Regions from separate parts of the Mus musculus genome. Here region 1 is linked to region 2. A link is a loop called in an ENCODE intact Hi-C map of the cell type or tissue named here. Cell type or tissue: heart. All regions are shown on one strand. Each heading gives the region's core, and the rest is flanking DNA. Links, peaks and the distances in the headings are about the cores only.

Region 1 (3,022 bases), core at 206-2,705, 56 kb after region 2:
ATGGGCCTGGGAATGTGTGCAGAGGCAAGGGCATCCATTCATGTGCACACTTGAGGTATGAGCAGGTACTGCAGAGGTATGTGTCTGCTGTCTGGTTTTAGTGCTTTGGGCGCCACCAGAATTTAGAGCCTGGGAGGGAAAATGGCAAGGAAGGAGAAGGAGTGATAAGCGTGAACCAGTGAAACTGGTTTAGAAACAATCTCAAGGAAAATAGGGTCTGTGTTCTGGAGCTGAGAGGAGCGGAGGGAAGTCAGGGGGGAAGGGTGCAAATCTCCAGTGTTTGTCCAGATTGTAGCAGAGCAAGAAGGGTCAGCAACAGAGGGACTATGAAGGTCTTCAAGATTTGAGATGGGAGGAAGACCTGTTAGAAAGTGAGGACTTGTAGAGTGGGAAGCTACCAGGAGATCAGAGGAAGGTGATTTGAAACTTTAGGGGCAGAAGAAGCTTTGGGTTGCAGGACCTTACAAGGGGCGATGAGCTGTGAGGGTAAACTGTGAGGTCTGAGACTATTAGCATAGAAAATCTTCTCAGGTCCAAAGAGCCCCAGAAGCACGGTCCTTACCAAGGGCTCTGCTGTTGTCATCGAGCTCACTCTGCTACTGAACATAGCTTTCAGTAAAGACCCTCAGAACACTGCATATCCCCTTAGATGAGCCCAGCTTTGAGCAGGCCTCTTTTCACACAGGACTGCACTCCAGGGAAGGAGTCAAAAGTGGGTATTGGCACTGTCTGTGTCATTTTATGAATAAACAAGAGAATTTCGCTCTTTGGCAGGCAATATGATATGTTTGGCCTCTTAACTCTGCAAATAGGATCCAAGTGTATGTACACATACACACATGCACACATGCACGCACGCATGCACACCAGGAAAATGACTGCTTTAAACACTTAAATGATAGGTAAGTCTTTTTAAAAGGGGTGGGGGAGAAGCAGCTGAGAGGTTGGGAGGGGATTCTAATGGAAAGCTAAGAGCAAAGACCCTCCCAAGAATCTAGTGGACTATATAGCCATAACTACCATTTCTCTCTATCCTGGGGACAAAATAAATTGGGGGGAGGGGTAGAGGGCAGTAGCTGTGCTCTTGGGTTCTAAGAGCAAGGCTGCATTAAACTCCCTGATTGCTCACAAGACCTCCATAGACTTGCAAGGCCCTCTCTTAGACCATGCTGCAAGAGTGTTTGGGGGAGGAATTCCTTCCATATAGTAACACCTCAGGTCTAAATTCCCTTGAACTTCCCTTAATTTAAAGAGGAGTTTTTCTGTTTTGCTTTTTCAGAGCATTGGAGATGGAGTGGTAGGCAAATGCTCTACCACTGAGACATATAACCTAACCCTTAAAGATGGTTTTACTGTTGGCATTTTCAAAGAAAAAGGCTCTCAGAATATTTTATAACTCATTTTCCCTTGGAAGTGCCTTAAAGCTGAACCTTTTGTTCTTCTGAAGGTGACATTAGCCAGCCAAGTGACAATCTCAACCAGAGTGAGTGGCTTGTGTAGAATTCCGGCTATGAGATGTCAGGCCAAAAAGAGGCTTCCTTTCCAAGTCAATGGAATGATTAGCTGCCAAAAGACAAATGGTATTTGAGGAAGCCCCCAGCGGCAGGCCACCACACACTGGACTGGAGGGTGGTGCTCACCTTTGATGTAGTTGAGGATTTGCTGGATTCGGTGGGGCTCATTGCGGTCTGGCCGGCAGCTTGGCGTGATTTCCAGCACATAATCAGGACCATATGCTGTGAAAAACTGTAAGGAAAAGGGAAAGGCCAAAAAACAAACAAAACCACATAAAACCTCCAAACCAAACCACATACAAACAGGGCAATCAAAAGAAGTGCACTATTCCTGACTCAGCCAGGGCAGCCTCAAAGGGCAGAGTGGCATGAAGTGGCAGGAAGTTCTACCCTGGTGGCATCACTATGTGCACTTGTTTAGCCCTTCAGTGACAGTCACAGTGAAATTTGGGAGCTTGCTGTCAAGGGTCCCTCTGCTTGGGCCATAGTTCTTCCTACTTCCTGTGCTCTAGCATGCTGGCTCACTGTGCTCTCTCCACACTTTGTTCTTTCTTAGAACTCATTGCTTTCTTGCACCCCCCCCCCCATCCATGCTGCCTGTGGGGAAAACCTCCCCATCTTCCAGGCACAGCTCAAATGTCACCTCCTTCACAAAGCTGTCCTTCGTTCTCTGCCAACCTCCACAGCCTTGTGCTGGTGCTTATCTTATGGCCACCATTCAGATAGGGAGTGCTTGCTTCTAAGTCACATGCAGGTCACAGTGCCAGTTGCATGGAGGGTGTAAAGATGCATTAGCGTCTCTTGAGGGTCCTCTCGGTGAGCATAAGCACTGGATAGATCCTTCTCTCATCTCCCCACTGGACAGCAGTCCCTGTGCTTGATTTATCTCTTGGCCTCACAGTCCATTCACTTTGGTTGCTTTGGATTCCCTGCTCCAGGAATGACAAGTGAGTCTACTAAGGCTACTTCAGTTTTTCTTTCTCTATAGTAAAGTTTCTGTTTTTAAATTCGAGGACTCAAAAGAAAGGCTTGTGGATTCTATTTCTAGTTCACTAGATGACTCCTCGTGACCTTTTGTAAGTCATGATATCTAATTTAGCTCCTGTTAGGGCCCACTTGGGGAAAAGCATTCTGTGACAAAGGAATCATTCAAATGGGATCAGTCTTTGAATGAGAAATATGCAAATCTACAATTTCTGTTTAGTTTTTTTTTTTTTCAACAGAAATAGTATTTGTGTGTGCTTTCTGGAGAGAGAGCATATGGTCTTTAACGTGATGTGTTTCAATAGTGACATTGTTAGGTGGTAAGTAAACCAGGGAATCCAAATTCCCCCAACACAAAATAAAGCCAAACCACAAACACTATTGCACGTATGAAAACCGGAATCTTGCTATGTCGTGACTCTGATGCCACTCAAAGAACCCTAAGTTATTGCCACTGTCACTTACAGTATCCTTATTAGGAGTCTGGATGTACATCTGGAACCATGGGAGATGTTGTAGAACAG
Region 2 (3,022 bases), core at 331-2,830:
CTCCTGCCTCCCTCCCGCCGCCCGGCCTCGCCTGGCTACCCTCCGAGAAAGCCTTCGCCAACGCTGTTGGAGGGTGAGAAGAGGAAAGAGAAGGGGGGTGGGGTGGGAAGAGCGCGGCAGGTGGGGGGGGGTCATCTCGAACCTGTCCCGAGAGCAAAAGTTAAAATGGCACCAACCGGTATACTCCACCTCCATTGCTACTGAGAAATCTAAATGTCCAAACAGCACTGCGGCTTGGCTTGCACGCTCTCCAAGCAGCCCAGCTAGACTCGCCACCTTAAAACTAAAGGCCCCTTGTTTACGGACAGCTCGCCGGGGCCTCCTCGACGCGCCCGGAGAGAGCCACCGAGGCGGGCTTGGCCGAACGGAGCCCGGCACGCCAGGCGCGAGCACCAGTGCCGGAGGGCTCCAAGCGTCCTTTACCTCAGGTGCTCAGAAGCAGACAGGCGACGAAGCACGGGGTCTCCGCGTCAGCGCGACTTTGGGGACCCGCAGCGTCTCCGCGCGCGGGGGCGCACTTTGGCGCCAGCGGCAGTGGCTCGCGCGCCTCACAGACACTTCCGAGCGCCCTCGGAGCGTCCGCTGCTGCCGCTGCTCGCAGCTGGCTAGCAAAGATTCGAGGTGCCGAGGTGGGTGCGATAACTTAACCCAAGGTCACAACGTTAAAAGTGGCATGGTTCAGACTAGCTGTCCCGCCCCTGATCAGGCTCCCCGTGAGGCAGAGGCTGGGCGCCGCGCGGCCGCTTCCCCCGAGAGGGGCGTGTGCACGGGGGTCGTGCTGCGTGGGGAAAGCAAGTTGCCAGAATGTTCCAACTTGCAGCACGCAGCTTGGCTGAGTTCAGCCAGAAGCCCTTCTCGCTTCCAGCCCCCCAGGAAACAAGAGCTTTGTGCGGCCCCCGAGCGGCCTGATGCAGTCCTGGGTATTGGCAAAGTCGGGGAAGCAGAGCCGGAGAAAGCGCGGGCGCCGGAGTGGATGTGCTGCGGGTTTCTCCGGACAAGTGGGCTCCGCGTCCCGCGGGCCGGCCCGGGCTGCCGCCCCTCTGCCCGGCAGCTCCGGCAGCAAACAAGTCCCCCAGCCCCGCGGCCAGCTTGGCCGCCTCCGGTGCCCTCGGCCCCTGCTGCCCAGCCCAGCGTCCTGCCGGGCGGCCCGGCTTACCTCCGCGAAGCTGCTTGCCCGGGAGAGGAAAGCTCACAGGAGCTGAGGTACGGACGAAGCGACCTAGCCCCGAGCCCCCTTGGCACGCACACTGCCGCCGCCGCCGCTAGCCACTCGCTTCAGAGTCCCCAGCCGCACGGGCGGCCACGCGACCCCAGGGCGCCTGGGAAAAGCCTGCACCGCCGCGCCGCGCCGCGCCGCCGCACCGCACCGGGCAGCGCCGAGCTGCCCCGACCCGCGCTCTTGCCGGCCCGCAGCTCCGGCGCCCGGACTCCGGGGCGGTGGCGATCACAGCCACCACGCTTGGTTCTCGGCGCGGGGACCGGGCTCTTAAGCCCCCACTGCCTCCCGTAGAGCCCTGGCGCACAAGCACACAGCAGCAGGCTGGCCTCGGCTAGGAATCCCAGGAAGGACAGACCCCTTTCCCCCCTTTTTTCCCTCTCCCCCCAATTTTCACGTCTTTATAACCAGCTTAGAGCATTATTAGCACATGTCCTGGCTCGTGGGCGAGTTGGTGGCAAAATCTGAACTGGATACTTACGGAGGGCCCGAGTGGGTGCTGTGCCTTCCTCGCGTCTGGTCCTCTCTGCCAGGAGCAGCCCCGCGCCGATAGGTTGTGGGAGGAGCAGCCGGGCGGAGCTAGCTTCCTCACCGCAGCTCGGCAGCGCACTTCTGCAGCTGTGCCGCCGGGAACATTTTATAGCGGCGGGCTGGCGTGTGTGGCCCTTTAAAGGCGCTCGAGCTGGTGCAGTCACCGTGGATCTTGTGAAAGCAAAGGGCGGGCTAGGGAACAGAGTGCGTGCGTCCCCTCCTGTCCCTCAGCCCTGGGGGCACGACGCAGCTACTGGGGTGGGGCTGATGGTCTCTGATTATGGTCACTTCTCGCCCAGTGCTCTGGCCTATACTTGTTTTTCTAAAACTAGTGACAGCCCGAACCTGGGACGTGGGCTCTCCCCACCACCCTGCATGGACTTGCCCAATAAATTCCACTTAGTAATTTTACCGAGGCGAGGGAGAGCTGTTAGTGTCTGTTTTCTGACCTAAATCAAGTGGGTCGCCAGGACGGGCTTCAATGGATAGAGAGAAGAGCTGTTGGCTTAGGGAAAGGTCCAGAAGAGGGACTTGCACACGGGACGGTGTAGGCAAGGCACGGGTCTTAGTTTTCTGCAGGGCTTCCTCCGAGCCGGTTTGCTCTTTTTGAGCTATGTCTTCTCATCGTGGAATGGCCGAGGTTGGCGTGTCCCTTACCCCCTAAACTCCCTACATTTTGTGCAGGGGCACTTAGAGAGATCATATGGCAGCGGTGGCTTCCCTCAAGGCCCAAGGTTGGTTTCAAGGCTTTCTGTCCTGTGGTCATCCAGGGCAGAAGGAGGCTGGCAGGATGCGACGACGCTGGGAAATGCTGTTCTACCGGACCGTGGGGCTAGGTGCATGCATGCAACTCACATGGCTCACGGAAAAGCCAAGAACAGGCAGCGGGTTCGAAAAGATTGCCACTGAGTTCGCAGAGATTCCTCTTGCCACGATGCCAGGTTATTTTATTATGATTATATAATTATTCACATCTAGCAAGAATAACATCTTGCACGTAGAGCACGTCTCTTGTGTTGGTAAGGTGTCTTACAATCCTCACTGAAAGATATCTGGGGCTTCTCATTTCAAGGCATGTTCCCTGTGGGTAGAAACTCTCACCTCATTCACCCCTTGCAGGAAGGCCACCAGGATTACTGTCCTCTAATCAAGCCTCCCCCATTCCCACCCTACACCCCCCCCCCCACCGTCCACACACACACTCCTTCCATTCAACAATTCAGTTTATACTGTTTGGAAAACATTGTCGTTTGAAAAAGTACGATGTTAAGGAAA

The links. Hi-C counts contacts between places; a loop is a spot of excess contacts. Peaks named below come from ENCODE experiments on the same cell type or tissue, not always from the same donor. Only the 100,000 strongest peaks of a DNase experiment are listed, where the experiment ranks them.
Region 1: it touches region 2 in a loop (2.3-fold over the local background); 2 of 42 quality-filtered maps call a loop at or near these places.

Annotation. Positions count from the first base shown.
Region 1 is chrX:102,305,999-102,309,020 of GRCm38, forward strand. Hdac8 (histone deacetylase 8) reads right to left here. Exons shown (of 11, transcript NM_027382.4): 10 at 1,641-1,746. The region is part of intron 2 of Gm32262 (a long non-coding RNA gene); the gene reads left to right. Among named protein-coding and RNA genes, the nearest start is that of Gm32262, 11 kb to the left of the region's middle. In heart, for the core only: no CTCF peak of the experiment used is centred there; no DNase peak of the experiment used is centred there; H3K27me3 peaks cover 1,489 bases.
Region 2 is chrX:102,250,337-102,253,358 of GRCm38, forward strand. It overlaps Cited1 (Cbp/p300-interacting transactivator with Glu/Asp-rich carboxy-terminal domain 1), which reads right to left and starts at 1,845. Exons shown (of 3, transcript NM_001276466.1): 1 at 1,698-1,845. Gm14858 (predicted gene 14858) reads left to right here and starts at 2,315. Exons shown (of 3, transcript NR_040285.1): 1 at 2,315-2,688. In heart, for the core only: no CTCF peak of the experiment used is centred there; a DNase peak (open chromatin) is centred at 1,785; H3K4me3 peaks cover 2,500 bases; H3K27ac peaks cover 2,196 bases; H3K27me3 peaks cover 2,500 bases.